Regions from separate parts of the Homo sapiens genome. Here region 2 is linked to region 1. The links are chromatin loops, found by intact Hi-C in ENCODE. Cell type or tissue: gastrocnemius medialis. All regions are shown on one strand.

What was found. Hi-C counts contacts between places; a loop is a spot of excess contacts. Peaks named below come from ENCODE experiments on the same cell type or tissue, not always from the same donor. Only the 100,000 strongest peaks of a DNase experiment are listed, where the experiment ranks them.
Region 2: a loop joins it to region 1, with 6 times the contacts of the local background. A loop is called at or near these places in 1 of 110 quality-filtered maps.

Annotation. Positions count from the first base shown.
Region 1 is chr7:48,983,688-48,986,187 of GRCh38, forward strand. No RefSeq gene overlaps it. Among named protein-coding and RNA genes, the nearest start is that of CDC14C, 60 kb to the left of the region's middle. In gastrocnemius medialis, no CTCF peak of the experiment used is centred here; no DNase peak of the experiment used is centred here.
Region 2 is chr7:48,389,728-48,392,227 of GRCh38, forward strand. ABCA13 (ATP binding cassette subfamily A member 13) reads left to right here. Exons shown (of 62, transcript NM_152701.5): 38 at 2,194-2,412. Among named protein-coding and RNA genes, the nearest start is that of ABCA13, 220 kb to the left of the region's middle. In gastrocnemius medialis, no CTCF peak of the experiment used is centred here; a DNase peak (open chromatin) is centred at 1,414.

The sequences.
Region 1 (2,500 bases):
TTATGATTCCTATTTTTCTGCCTCTGTAAATATCTGGTATTCTTTCATACCAATGCCAGTCATAGTAAATTTTTTCCTTGGTAGATGATTGCTTTTATATAAACATTATTGTGATTTCTCCTGAGATACAGAGAAGTTACATCTATCTATCTATCTATCTATCTATCTATCTATCTATCTATCTATCTATATATATATATATTTCGTTTGTGTCTTTTATTTTAAGAATTGTTAAGCAGAGCCAGAGAAGCATTTATCTATCTATAATTATTATCTGCTACTGGGATAATTCTATTCTGTTTACCCTGCCTTCCTGTAACATCTTTGTACCTTTGTTTTTATAGTGCATATATTTTACAGAGAGAAAATAGTGGCATCTTACTTTTTGTAATTGCTAAAATTCTCTACTTTTTCATTGAAATGTTTATTACATTCACACTTTTAGTGTAATTATTGATACATCTTGATTTAGTCTTTTGGTATTTGTTTTCTGTTTCTCCTATTTAATTTTTGTTTTAATCAAACATACTCCAATATTTATTTTTAACTTCTTTATCATATTTTTAGCATTGTTGTTACATTTAAATTAATTTTCTGGGTTGTTTTAAGGATTAAAATATGTCTTCCTAACTTACAGTCTTCTAACAAGTAACATTGTATCACTTCACATAAAATGTTTTTTTACAAAGAAAAACTTGACACATGTAGTTATATTTAACTTCCATATTTTGTTTTATTTTTCTTATATGTATTATAAGCCCCATAACATTACCTTTACAATTTAAAAAAATCAATACCAAATCTCGCTCTGTCACCCAGGCTGGGGTACAATGGCATAATCATAGTTCACTGTAACCTCAAACTCTTGGGCCCCAAAAATCCTCCTGCCTCAGCCTCCCGAGTAGCTGAGACTACATGTACACATCACATCTGGCTAATTTTTAATTTTTGAAAGAAAGATGAGTTCGCACTCTGTTGCCCAGGCTCTCGAATTCCTGGCCTCAAGTGATTCTCCCACCTCGGCCTTCAAAAGTGCTGGGATTACAGGTGTGAATTACCAGGCTGGGACTCATATTTTTTATTCACCAGTTTTTTTAAAAAATCATTTTCAGTACTCTAATTCTTGTTGATTCTAGTGTTATACATTTCCCTGTATCCTGCACTTCCTTTAACATATTATCTAGTGCAATTATGCTGGCAAGAAATTCCTTCCTCTTTCATTGGTCTGAAAATGTCCTCATACATATTTCTTAATTTTTAAGATGGGCTAATTGGCTATACACTTATAGATTGATTTTTTTCCCTTAAAAATTTAACTATATTATTCATTTCTGCCTTCTGCCTATCATTGTTTCTTATAAGAGGTGATCTGTCATTTTCATTGTTTCTCCACATTTTTTTAAAAAACTTTTATTTTAGTTTCAGGGGTACATGTGCAAGTTTGTTATATAGATAAATTACATATTGTGGAGGCTGGGTATAGAGATTATTTTGTTACCCAGGGAATAAACATGGTACCCAAAAGGTAGGTTTTCTATCCTCACCCTCCTCTCCCCCTCCACCCTCAAGTCGGGCTCAGTATATATTGTTTTCTTCTTTGTGTCAATTTGTACTCAATGTTTAGCTCTCACTTATAAGTGAGAACATGTGGTATTTGGTTTTCTGTTCCTTTGTTAGTAATGGTTTACTGCAAATGTTGCTCCAAAGACATGATTGCCTTCATTTTTTATGGCTGCATAGTATTCCATGGTGTATATGTACCACATCTTCTTTACCCTGTCTACTGTTGGTGGGCATCTAGGTTGATTCCATGTCTTTGCTATTGTAAATAGCGCTGCAATGAACACATGTGTGCATATGTGTCTTTATGGAAGAATTATTTATATTCATTTGGGTATATATCCAACAATGTAATTGCTGGGTTAAATGGTAATTCTGTTTTAAGTTCTTTGAGAAATCTTCAAACTGTTTTCCACAGTGGTTGAACTAATTTACATTCTCGCCAGCAGTGTATAAGTTTTCCCATTTCTCTTTAACCTCTCCAGCTGTGATTTTCTTAGTTTTTAATGGTAGCCATTCTGGCAGGTGTGAGACAATATTTCATTGTGGTTTTCATTGGCATTTCTCTAATTATTAGTGAATGTTGAGCATTTTTTCATATGCTTGTTGGCTGTGTGTATGTATTTTGAAAGGTCTCTGTTCATATCCTTTGACCAGTTTTTAATGGGATTGTTTGTTTTTTGCTTGTTAATTTAAATTCCTTATAACTTCTGGATATTAGATCTTTTTCAGGTGCATATTTTGCAAATACTGTTGTTATCTCTTTACTCTGCTGATGGTGTTTTTTGCTGTGCAGAACCTCTTTAGTTTAATTAGATCCAATTTGTCAGTTTAGGGTTTTGCTGCCACTGCTTTTGGTGTCTGTGTTATGAAATCTTTGGTCATTCCTATGTCCAGAATGGTATTTCCTAGGTTATCTTCCATGGTTTTTATAGTTTAA
Region 2 (2,500 bases), 590 kb before region 1:
TTAAAGAATCAAATCATGTGCTCCCAGAGAAACAATGAATTCAAACATTCACAGCCTTGGGCTGGCTGTAGAAGTGGAGGTTTAAGGTTAAACTACTAAAATTATGAAATATCTCTTTTGAACAAATCACTTTCTCTTTTGTTCTTTTTCTCACTAAATATGTAGTATTAAAGTGTGATTAGTTAAAACAATGAAGAGGGCTTTGCCTCAGACTTAATAAGAAAGGTAGAAAAATAACACATGAAACTTCAGAAATCTCATACTGAAAAAATAGAAAGAAAGAATATGGACAGTTTTTATTTGTTCCTTGGATACAGAAATGGACCTGGAAAAGCGTGTGAGTGTTTTTTTTAGTGTTTGAAAATTGGGAAACCACAAGTTGCACAAATAATGACTCAGCCAGCCAGTTCCTCTCACCCTGCTTTTACTAAGACACATTTCTTACAAGGAAAACCTGGGCTGCTTGTTTAGCAGAATGATGAGAATTGCATTTGGAGTTTCTAGATGATTTAAAGTTCAATGACTGTGTTGCTTTTAGTGTACATTTGTAGTACATTTTGAGTCATCCTAAGTGGCTGCCTCCACCTGGCAATTCTTAGATGAAAGGCTGAGAGGTCAGTCAAAGACGGGGGGGTCTTCACTATTTAAAACAACAGTCTTTGAGACTTCTAGGGAATGTGTATAAACTATTTTATAGTATCCCCCAGATAGGTTTGAAAATAATATAGCAAAGAGTTTTAAGTTCATCGAGGTTTAATTTTTGTGCAGTAAACAGTATCTGTTGATGTGTACAGTTTGATGAGTTTTGACACATTTGGTTAGTGCCGGAACAAGCACCACAAATACAGAACCTTTCTATGCTGCTCCAAGGTTTCCTGTGCTCTCCTTTGACCCTGGCCTTCATGTGACCACTGATCTGCTCTTTGTCACTAAAAACTAGGTTACTTATTCTAGAATTTCTTGTAAATGGGATCATGTCTGGCTTCTTGTACTCAGCAGACTGTTTTGGGGACCCAGGCATGGTGGTGGTGGCCCAGCAGCCTGCTCCTTGGGACAGCTGAGTGGTATCCACCATATGGAGGCAACCCAGCTTCTTTATGTTTTCATCCATGGGTTGCAACTGAGGTTGTTTCTCTTTGTCAGTGATTGTGAACACAGCTGCTGTGAACATTTGTGCATACAGCTTTGTGTCGGCACACATTTAATTTCTCATGTGTAAATACTAAGGAGTGGATTTGCTAGGTCCTGTGTGGTAGGGGCATGTTTAACTTTTCAGAAATAAGAAACCAATTTAAAACTTAAATAATAAACTTCCTGAAACAAGGAAGCAGAACTAGGCAATTCTGAGGCTTCTGTTGGTAAAGTCGGTCATGTGAGCTTGTGGTGGCAGGCTGCTTGATTTCTTGTGGTTTTAACACACACAGACTATCCCGGGAGCAGCGGAAAGAAGACTGGCTCCAGGGTTGGGGCCTAGCTTTGTATCTCTGTTTTGCTTATATTTAATGATGAGGATTTAGGTATATATGTCATTTCTTTAGCATGTTTCCTCATCTGTAAAAAGTTGAATGTTATCATCTTAAAGTCCCATACAACTATAATGCTCTATGATTGCAGTTCAGACTTACAATGGTTCAACTTAATGATATTTTGACTTTATGATGGTGTGAAAGTGATACATATTAGGTAGAAACCATAGTCTGAGGACTCATACAGCCATTCTGCTTTTTACTTTCAGTACAATATTCAATAAATTGCAAGAGATATTCAACACCTTATTATAAAATACGCTTTGTGATAGATGATTTTGCCCAGCTGTAGGCTAATGTAAATGTTTTGGGTACACTTAAGGTAGGCTAGACTAAGCTGTGATGTTAGGTAGGTTAGATGTAAATAGATTTTTGACTTACAATATTTTCAACTTTTTATGGGTTTATTGGGACATAACCCAATCAGAAGTCAAGGAGCATTTTTATTTCATGTGGTAGCATAACATGTTAAACTCACATTTTCAACATCAACCAGCCAATGTACCCTCAAACTACTCACACCTTTTAACTGATTGTGTAAAAACCAGGTCAGCAGAAGGTGAGTGCTCTTGGCAGGATGCATGCGCCATCCTGGAGCTGACTGGATTGCTGACGTTCACAGTATCAGCAACGCGTATTCTCCATGCTGTCTTATTTTCTCTGGCAGATCCATGTTGACGGGGCTCCACCCTCCCACTTCTGGAACCATCATCATCAATGGCAAGAACCTACAGACAGACCTGTCGAGGGTCAGAATGGAGCTTGGTGTGTGTCCGCAGCAGGACATCCTGTTGGACAACCTCACCGTCCGGGAACATTTGCTGCTCTTTGCTTCCATAAAGGCGCCTCAGTGGACCAAGAAGGAGCTGCATCAGCAAGTCAATCAGTTAGTAAACAGTTGTCTCTCTGCTCCTCCTGCCTCTGCCCATTGTGTAAGGAAGTGAAGACAATAGAAAGAGACACTTAAAAAATCA